Regions from separate parts of the Homo sapiens genome. Here region 1 is linked to region 2. Evidence: read pairs that join two places in POLR2A ChIA-PET (ENCODE). Cell type or tissue: A673. All regions are shown on one strand. Links, peaks and the distances in the headings refer to the core of each region. The heading gives the core; the rest is flanking DNA.

Region 1 (5,380 bases), core at 237-5,236, 210 kb after region 2:
CCAGGCTGGAGTGCAGTGGTGCGATCTCGGCTCACTGCAACTTCTGCCTCCCAGGTCCAAGCCATTCTCCTGCCTCAGCCTCCCCAAACAGCTGAGACTACAGGCATGTGCCACCATGCCCAGCTAATTTTTGTATTTTTAGTAGATACAGGGTTTCACCATCTTGGCCAGGCTCGTCTCGAACTCCTGACCTCAGGTGATCCACCCACCTCAGCCTTCCAAAGTACTGGGATTACAGGCGTGAGCCACCGCCCCCAGCCTCTTCCAGGGCTTTTCTCATGTGCACATGAAGATGCCTAAGCTTGCTTTCTATGTGGCAATAAATCAATCAATCAATCAATCAATCAATCAATCAATCAAATGAAGGCGTTTACAAGACTTTCTTATTCTGTTTTCATAGTAGGATACCTAGGTCCCCCGGTAGAAACTTCAAGTATACTGAGACCCTGATCCTGGGCTCTGCTCAACCTGAATTAGGAATGAAAATAATCCTAAGGAAGCCTGATGCTGCACCTATTAGAACCCAGCAGCCCAGCCTCAAAGACAAGAAAGGAAAAGACCAACTGGTTTGGGTGCTTTATATGCACCACTGGGTGAAGTGAACCACTATGAGAAACTCGCAGACCCTAAAGAGGTCTGTCAGTCAATTTTTCCCATTGTTCGTTCGTTCGTTCTTTCTTTCTCTTTCTTTCTTTTCTTTCCTTCCTTCCTTTCTTTTCTTTCTCTCTTTCTTTCTCTCTCTCTCTCTCTCTCCCTCCCTCCCTCTCTCTCTGTCTTTCTTTCTTTTTTTTTTGAGACAGGGTCTCACTCTGTTACACGCTGGACTGCGGTGGCATGGACGCAGCTCACTGCAGCGTCAACGTCCTAGGATCAAGTGATCCTCCTGCGTCAGCCTCCTGTGTAAGCTGGGACCACAGCATGTGCCGTCATGCCTAGCTAATTTATTTATTTTTTATAGAAGGGCCGCCTCATTTTGTTGCCCAGGCTGGTCTCGAACTCCTGGGCTCAAGTGATCTGCCCACATCAGCCTCCCAGAATGCTATGATTATAGGTGTGAGCCACTGTGCCTGGCCCCATTGTTCATTTTATCACTGAGAGGTAGAATGCCAAGTCTGAAGCATGACCCAAATACACAACAATATAAATACATATGAAAAACAAGTGAATGAAGGTGCATCCAGGTTTCTTGATAATGCTCACCAGTATGATGCCCAAACCATCAAATACTTTCTGAGTGAGAAGTCACATGGTTCTTGCGGGGAGCAGGGGGCAAAGGAGGGGTTGGTTTAAGATTCAGAATGATCTCAGTTCAAGTAAAACCTACGTAGGGAATTTCAAAATGAGGAAAATCTCTTGTTATCATCAGAGACTTAACATATATATATATATATATATATATATATTTTTTTTTTTTTTTTACCCTTCCCAGGAAGGTCACTCTAGGGGAATTCTTTGGCTCAAGTTTCAGTGATAAAAACGTCCTTCCTTTCTTGTTAGCCTCCTGTTAGACACATACAATTCCTTTTCCTCAATAACCAGACTCCCTTGTTCAGGAAAACGGAATTTCCTGAAGAGATTTGCCAAAGTCTTTTCTTTCCAGCTTTCTGAAAACAAGCTCAATCCTCTCATTAGTGATTTCTAGAATGGCTTCTTCCTTTCTACTTCCAACAGAGAGCTGAACCTGGTAAAGATCCTAACTCAGGAAGCCTGAGATCTCTGCCTGGTTTGAGTGGAAAGGAACTCTCTTCCACTCCCATGTGATAGAATCTGGTCTGCCAGTGAGGACCTACTAATCATTCAGAAGCAACTGAGGGAAAGCCTTTCCTAGGAATAATGTATTTTAGTATTCCACATTCATTTAAGGAAGAAATAATTTTCCCCACAGACTGCAGATCCATGGATCTATCAGCAAGACTGTACAGTCCCAAGTAAGACTGGGGGGTTCTTCACAGGCCTAACTCATCTGTCTATTCTAGCTCCCATGGAGTTAGCTGGGTTAAAGCAGAGTTTCCGTCTCCCAGATTCATATCCTCTTCTCTTGTGCAGATTCTGTGCTAAAAGTATGATTCCATTAAAAAAAGAGCTGAAAACTTACAGCTAATGCTGTTTTTAAAAATATTTATCTTCATCTTTGTTTTTACCTTATTAAAAATAATTTGAATCTGAAAACAGAGTCATACTTTATAAATCTGGTCTGCTGCTGGAGTAAGGAAAGATTAATCTATGGCTGGACTATAATACATTAACCCAGGAACTCCACACTCAAATCATGAAAATGACTCAGTCCTCAGAATGGGTCCAAAAAGACCTTCCCTTTATGCGGCCTCCTGGGGACTATGGAACTGACACACAGAATTTTTCTCCTCTCATTGTTTTCACTTCCGATGAGCTCAGCATGAGTTCAGCCAAGAATATGCTCCTCCCCTCCTGACCAAAGATTTTTGCTGGGAGAAGGCAAAAACTCTTTCCAAAGCTTTTGACTTCCCTACAAGGTGGACAGGTGGAACAGGGCTTTTGATTTGCATCCCCAACTTGAGGGTGGATACTGATCATTTTATGGTAACTACCTACTGACTTGACAATGGACTACACACAGGACACTCCACCACCCTTCTCCCTTCTCCCACTCTTCTTCCAGGCTTGCCTTGTCAACACCAGTCCACTGTTGATGAACACACTCTGCAAGAGCCCAGCCGATCAGTGTCCAGTCCCAGCCTTCACATCCAGAGTATCTGAGGTGGAAGGCTTATTTTTAGAAATCAGTGAAACGAATTTGGCTATGACAAGCAACTAAGTGCTATTGAACTCTGAGCACTATTAGGCAACATACTAGGATAGAAATAAGATAAAGTAATGCCCAGTAATTTTTTGAAATCTTCCAGCAACATCAAAAGTCAGAATGTCTCTAGAAACCAAGGATTAAATGAAAAGGAAAAGATGACTTGTCCTCAAATCCAAACACTATTTATGCCTGCATGTGGACTCTTTTGTACATTTTAGCTCATATCTAATGCAATTTTAACAGGCCTGTTTATCTCATTTTCTAGCTCAGTGAAGATTAGAAGGGAGGAATAGACTACACAGACCAAATGACAGCAGTGAAAAGTGATAGCAGTAGGAAATAATAACCAATATCATGGTGGTGGGCAGAAATCCCAAAATTACCTCCTCCTCTCCACACACACATGCACAGCCAATCCAACCAGTATAATACTATAGAGGCCCTAAACAATAACTTCAATATAGAAATCAAAGTGCACAGTAATTTGGGAATACTTAATACAAAGCAGCTCCAAATGTGTCTCACATCCTTGAGAATATCACCATAGTATAGACAGTACAACCATTTAAATAATGTTAACCTGCACTCATTAAAAAAAACTTATGCATAATACATATTTAGAAAATTAGGCAAATTGAGTTTAAAATAATTCCTATATAAACCAGAACCTGGTTAGATGAAACTATTTTGTGTGTTTTTTTTTTTTTGAGAAGGAGTCTCACTCTGTCACCCAGGCTGGAGTGCAGTGGCGCCATCTTGGCTCACTGCAAGCTCCACCTCCTGGGTTCATGCCATTCTCCTGTCTCAGCCTCCCGAGTAGCTGGGACTACAGGCGCCTGCCACCATACCCAGCTAATTTTTTGTATTTTTTTTTAGTAGAGACAGGGTTTCACCGTGTTAGCCAGGATGGTCTCGATCTCCTGACCTCGTGATCCACCCGCCTCGGCCTCCCAAAGTGCTGGGATTACAGGCGTGAGCCACCGCACCCGGCTGATAAAACAAAACTATTTTGGAGCCTAAAGGGATAAGTTTCAGTTTTCTAAAAATTTCATTGAGTTGGTTAGATGGTTAATTCTAAATAGCCTGGATGCAAGTAAATTGGATAACTGAAGCATACCTGTAGAAGAAAGTCTCTGCTTTTGAGACACTTATAACAAAAGAGGAAAGAAAAATGTGCAAGCTGAAACAGGGAAGGCCACACTACCACTAGAAAGGAAGTTTCTAAGAGGAATGCACTGCTTCACGGGTTTACGTTTTCTCTACCTACCCTTTCCTTATCTGGGTGCCTCAAGAAACCCAAATACGATGACTCCTCTTGCTCAAAATTGTACTATCTCCAAACATGGTAAGAAGGCCTTCAGCCAATGTCCCACTTTAGTGCTGAATTTCTCCCAAGCTCCTAGAGGGGCCCTTCTGAAACAGCCACATTTTTGCACTTGGATCCTGTCTACAAAACTGTGACGTCTCTAGGACTACGTGGCTCTGAGCTGGTGTCAACATTACCTCTGCATCCATGTTTTTAAGATAAATAACGCTGGCAAGCAGGGTCTCTGAGATCACAATTTTACTTTAATGGCAGGAGTGTTAACTGTGTAAGCAGGAATAATTAACTCTAGTGATGGAAACAAAGTGCTGAAAGTATCCTTTCCAAATCTATTCCATGTACAGTGGCAGAGTGAGAGACTTTTACGTATTTACCACAAGGAAAACTCTAGGGGCAACAGGTTAATATAGTGAGAACCAAGATCCAACAGATGTGCTCCTAACCCAGTAAATCCACACTTTTGGGTCATGTAATCATCTCCTGTTACTTTAATTTATACTCACACAATCTCAGGAATGGAGATTTTGGCTCAGGCAAAGAATTAAAGTATTTTTGCAATTAAGGCAGTACTTCTCAAACTTCTTTCCTATAGGCAAAGAACTTGTACTCTTGAGGAGTCTGGGATGTATTATTAAGCTGCTTACTATATAAATGGGAGATTTATTTGAAGTGTCATGTTTTATCTTAACAATTAATGATAATTTTATGTTTTATTCCATAATATATCAAATATACATCAATATCCTCCCCTAAAATCTATGTAAAATAAACCCTTTAGGAAGATGAGACTATGTTTAACTTACGGCTTTTCATACCTCAATTTGAAAAACAGGGGGCTGAGTGCGGTGACTAATGCCTGTAATCCCAGCACTTTGGGAGGCTAGGGCGGGTGGATCACTTGAGGTCAGGAGATCGAGACCAGCCTGGCCAATATGGTGAAACCCCATCTCTACTAAAAATATAAAAATTAACCAGGCGTGGTGGTGAGCGACTGTAACCCCAGCTACTTGGGAGGCTGAGGCAGGAGGATCACTTGGACCCCGGAGGTGGAGGTTTCAGTGAGCCTAGATCGCCCCACTGCACTCCAACCTGGGCTACAGAGCAAGACTCTGTCTCCAAAAAAAAAAAAAAAAAAAAAAAAACACACAAAAACCAGAGACCTGAAGATACATTCACTGCTATTACAAAATCTGGTAATCTGAAATCTCAAGAAATCCTAAAAGGAAATTCTTAGAGTAAGAGATAAGACTTGGACATTTCTTTCTATATCCTTA
Region 2 (5,380 bases), core at 277-5,276:
CTCAAGTCGAATTTCGATGTTGCGGTCTGGAGGCAGAAATCCTCCTTCCTCGGGAGACCGTAGTCATTATTCTTAAGGTCTTCAACCGAGTGGCCCGCCCACCATATAGAGGGTCATCTGCTTTACTCAAAGTCTACTAATTAAATGTTAATCACATTCCAAAGTTTGCCTTCGTAGCAACAGCTAGACTTGTTTGTCCAAACCATGGGCACCACAGCCTAGCCAAGACGACATAAAATTAGCATCACATGGTCCCTTTCCCCTTTCTTGAAGGCCGGTGTGGTCCAGCCTCCAGCCCTTATCCTCACTCCTCTTTGCGCAATATTCTGCTCCTACGCATGCGCATGAGTCTTAGCCTCCTAGCTGGCTGCCTCACCTCCTTTGGATTTTTCTGGATGTCGCCTCAGAGCAGCTGCCTCTGACAGCCCCATTTAGGTAGCAAGCCTTCCTCCACCAGCACTCCCAGTCCTCTTCCATGCTCTATTTTTGGCCATATTCGTTCATATTCATGGGGAAAAAAATACAAACTTTTCTTATTTTGTTGTCCATCTCCCTTTCTAGAATATAAGCTCCAACAGGTAAGCTCTGTACGAGTATGATTGCTACCCCAGTACCTAGAACAGTGGTACTAGAACAGGGTAGTTGCTTAAGAAATACTGGTTGAGTTAATAATAGCTTGAATTTAAGTACTTATTAAGGACCATACGCTGTTCTAAACACTTTTTGTGTTTTGTTTTGAGACGGAGTTTAGCCCTGTCGCCCAGGCTGGAGTGCAGTGGCGCGATCTCGGCTCACTGCAAGCTCACCTCCCGGGTTCATGCCATTCTCCTGCCTCAGCTGCCAGAGTAGCTGGGACTACAGGCGCCCGCTACCACGCCTGGCTAATTTTTTTGTATTTTTAGTAGAGACGAGGTTTCACCGTGTTAGCCAGGATGGTCTCGATCTCCTGACCTACTGATCCGCCCGCCTCGGCCTCCCAGAGTGCTGGGATTACAGGCGTGAGCCACTGCACTCAGCTGTTCTAAACACTTTTAATGTATCATTTCATTTTTGCAATAATTTTACAAGGTAAGTTCTAATATCCCCATACACAGATCAGACAATTGAGGCACAGATCACTTATGGTGCTAGCTAGTATGTGAAAGAGCCAGAATTTTAATCCAAATGGTCTGACTCCAGAGACTGAATTCTTAGCCACTCTGTTATGCTGCTTTCCATGAGTGAATGAATTTTTTTTTTTTTTTTTGAGACGGAGTCTTGTCCTGTTTCCCAGGCTAGAGTGCGGTGGCGCGATCTCCGCTCACTGCAAGCTCCAGCTCCCGGGTTCACGCCATTCTCCTGCCTCAGCCTCCCGAGTAGCTGGGACTACAGGCTCCAGCCACCACGCCCGGCTAATTTTTTGTATTTTTTAGTAGAGATGGGGTTTCACCATGTTAGCCAGGATGGTCTTGATATCCTGACCTCGTGATCCGCCTGCTTCGACTGCCCGAAGTGCTGGGATTACGGGCGTGAGCCACCGCGCCCGGCCAAATTTTTTTTAAAAAGAATGAAAGAAGAATAATTGATTTGTACCCACACCAGAAACCATGAAATTTGGAGTCAGAAAAACCTAGGTTAACATTCCAGATTTGCTGTGTACTGGAATATATGATTTGGACAACTTTCTTTTCTCTCTCTCTTTAATTTTTATTTTTTCACACAAGGTCTCACTCTGTTGCCCAGGATGGAGTGGGAGTGCAGTGGCATGATCTCGGCTCACTGCAGCCTTCACCTCCAGAGCTCAAGAGATCCTCCTGCCTCAGCCTCCTGAATAGCTGGGACTACAAGTGTGCGCGCCAGGAGGCCCAGCTAATTTTATTTTTTTGTAGAGATGGGGTCTCCCTATGTTGGCCAGGCTGGTCTCAAATTTCTGGGCTCAAGCAATCCTCCCACCTCGGCCTCCCAAAGTGCTAAGATTACAAGCATGAGCCACCACACCTGGCCTGAACAAGTTTCTTAGATTTTTTTTTTTTTTTTTTTTTTTTTTGAGACGGAGTCTTGTTCTGTGGCCCAGGCTGGAGTGCGTTGGTGCAATCTCGGCTCACTGCAACTTCCGCTTTCCCGGTTCACGCCATTCTCCTGCTTCAGCCTCCCGAGTAGCTGGGAGTACAGGCGCCTGCCACCATGCCTGGCTAATTTTTTGTGTGTTTTTAGTAGAGATGGGGTTTCACCATGTTAGCCAGGATGGTCTCGATCTTCTGACCTCGTGATCCGCCCACCTCGGCCTCCCAAAGTGCTGGGATTACAGGCATGAGCCACCGTGCCCGACCAAGTTTCTTAGATTCTTGAAGTCTGAAGTTCCTAAGGACAGAGAAGGGGGAAAAAAATCGACCTTTTTTTTTCTTTTTTTTTTTTTTTTCATTTGAGACGGAGTCTTGCTCTGTCGCCCAGGCTGGAGTGAAGGGGCGTGATCTCGGCTCACTGCAACCTCTGCCTCCCGGGTTCAAAACGTTCTCCGGTCTCGGTCTCCCGAGTAGCTGGGTATTACAGGTGCCCACCATCATGCCTGGGTAATTGTTGTATTTTTAATAGAGACGAGGTTTCGCCATGTTAGCCAGGCTGGTCTCAAACTCCTGAGCTCAGGTGATCTGCCCGCCTCGGCCTCCCAAAGTGGTGGGATTACAGGCATGAGTCACCACGCCCGGGCAAAAAAAAAAAAAAAAAATCTACCTTTTTTTTTTTTTTTTTTGAGACGGAGTCTCGCTCTGTCGCCCAGGCTGGAGTGCACTGGCTCGATCTCGGCTCACTGCAAGCTCCGCCTCCCGGGTTCACGCCATTCTCCTGCCTCAGCCTCCCAAGTAGCTGGGACTACAGGCGCCCGCCACTACGCCCGGCTAATTTTTTGTATTTTTAGTAGAGACGGGGTTTCACCGTTTTAGCCGGGATGGTCTCGATCTCCTGACCTCGTGATCCGCCCGCCTCGGCCTCCCAAAGTGCTGGGATTACAGGCAAAAATCTACCTTTTAATCCACCATACGTTAGCTTCTTTAAAGCCCTTTTGTCACACTGGATCCGGTTTTATAAGCCATTACTGCCCTCTAGTGGTCAGTTGGAATAACGGCATAACTGCTATGATAAATACAAACTCCCCAAATGGTGTCGCCCAAAGGCTAGTAGTTTCTACAGATAAAACAGCCCATCGTTTTTTAGTCTCCTGGATGCTGTTAGTCTTCAAGGACTAAGATCAGGGTTTCTCCAAAGGAGCCAGGGAGGATCATCCCATGTAGGCCCTTGTAGGAGAGAATGGCTCCAGGGGAATTACCCTGATGAAAAATACGTCACCCACACTTCCACACCCAAACAAATGAGCAAAGGATAACAGGCTTGTTGGGACTCACAGCTCAGTTGTCCAGACCTTCAAAGAATATATTCTCACTATGTGATTCATTTTATGTGTCAACTTGACTGAGTCATGGACTGCTCGGTTTATTTGGTCAAACATTGTGAGTGTATCTGTGAGGCTGTTTTTGGATGGGATTAACACTTGACTGAATAAAGCAAACTGCATGCCCCCATGTGGGTGGCCCTCATCCAGTCAGACCTGAATAGAACAAAAAGGCCACCCCTCCCTCAAGTAAGAGGCAATGTCTCCTGCCTGACCGTATGAGCTGGGACATGGGTCTTTTCCATTCTATAGATTTGAACTGAAACATTGGCTTTTCTTGGATCTCAAGCCAGTAGACTTTCAGACTGGAACACACATTGGCTCTCCTGGGTCTCCAGCTTGCTAACTGCAGATCTTGGGACTTCTCAACCTTCATAATCACATAAGCCAGTTTCTCATAATAAATAAATGGGTCCTGGCCGGGTGCAGTGGCTCACGCTTGTAATCCCAGCACTTTGGGAGGCCAAGGTGGGCGGATGACAAGGTCACGAGTTCAAGACCAGCCTGGGCAATATGATGAAACCCAGTCTCTACTAAAAATACAAAAATTAGCTGGGCCTGGTGGCAGGCGCCTGTAGTCCCAGCTACTCGGGAGGCTGAGGCAAGAGAATCGCTTGAACCCGGGAGGTGGAGATTGCAGTGAGCCAAGATTGTGCCACTGAACTCCAGCCTGGGCGACAGAGCGAGACTCCATCTCAAAAAAAAAATAAATAAATAAAAATAAGTCCTGTTGGTTCTGTTTCTCTGGAGAGCCCTAATACATTTTTTTTTTTTTCGAGACAGGCTCTTGCTCTGTCACCCAGGCTGGAGTCCAGTGGCGCTATCTCGGCTCACTGCAACCTCCGCCTCCCGGGATCAAGAGAATCTCGTGCCTCAGCTTCCAAAGTAGCTGGGACTAAAAGCATGTGCCATCACACCCAACTAATTTTTGTATTTTTGGTATTGATGGGGTTTCACCACGTTGGCCAGGCTGGTCTCAAATTCCTGACCTCAAATGATCTGCCCGCCTCGGCCTCCCAAAATGCTGGGATTACAGGCGTAAGCCACCACGCCGAGCCCTGACTAATACATTCTGTTTTATACAAACTGTTTTTACTGGGTGGAAAAGAAGGGAAAACTGCCTAACTTGTTTTGTAATACTAGTATGCCCTTGTCATCAGCCCACGACAGGGCAATTAAAGGTAAGAACATTTTAGAACAAGCTTAGTTACGGTTATAGATACAAACATCCTAAATAATAAAACAGAATCCATATGACATCTAAATTAGAAGCAAATATGTAGTAGAGTTTAGCCAAAAATGCAAGGATAGGTTAACAACAGGGAAAGAATTCCTGTTCTGAACCTTAATACATTAAAAGATAAAAAGTATATAATCACTTAAATAAATAATCATTTGATGAATTCATTCATTTTTCAAATCTTAGCAAATTAGGATTAGTAGGATAATACCTTAACCCTATAAAGGATATTTGCCAAATTCCTAAACATCAAATTCAACGGTGAAACTCTAGCATTCCCATAAAAGTTAAAAATATGAATGCCCTTTATTCAAAATTTGATGGGCATTTCTAGCTAATGTAATAAATATAATAGAAATCAGAGGCTTAGGAAGTAGGAAGAGGTAACACCATTCTTATATGCATGATTCATTTTCTATTTGGAAAATAAAAATCTACATGCAGAGCATTAGAATTGATAAGAGTATTTGACAGGTTAGTTGAATACAAGATCATCCCACACATTCTGACAGCACTCTTGTTAATTGCTTATTGGAGTAACAACAAATAAGAACATATTGTGTCCAGAGTCGGTTCCTTCTGGTGGGTTCTTGGTCTCACTGACTTCAAGAATGAAGCTGTGGACCTTCCCGGTGAGTGTTACAGCTCTTAAAGATGGCACGGGCCCAAAGAGTAAGCACCAGCGAGTTTTATTATGAAAAGTGAAAGAACAAAGC

Evidence for each region. Peaks named below come from ENCODE experiments on the same cell type or tissue, not always from the same donor. Only the 100,000 strongest peaks of a DNase experiment are listed, where the experiment ranks them.
Region 1: POLR2A ChIA-PET joins it to region 2 with 11 read pairs; 3 of 35 experiments call an interaction of 5 or more read pairs at or near these places.

What each region holds. Positions count from the first base shown.
Region 1 is chr1:39,389,220-39,394,599 of GRCh38, reverse strand. The region is part of intron 58 of MACF1 (microtubule actin crosslinking factor 1); the gene reads right to left. Among named protein-coding and RNA genes, the nearest start is that of BMP8A, 100 kb to the left of the region's middle. In A673, for the core only: no CTCF peak of the experiment used is centred there; a DNase peak (open chromatin) is centred at 2,349; H3K4me3 peaks cover 1,181 bases; H3K27ac peaks cover 3,052 bases.
Region 2 is chr1:39,604,061-39,609,440 of GRCh38, reverse strand. No RefSeq gene overlaps it. Among named protein-coding and RNA genes, the nearest start is that of PABPC4, 30 kb to the right of the region's middle. In A673, for the core only: a CTCF peak has its summit at 3,087 (motif pointing left); a DNase peak (open chromatin) is centred at 3,070.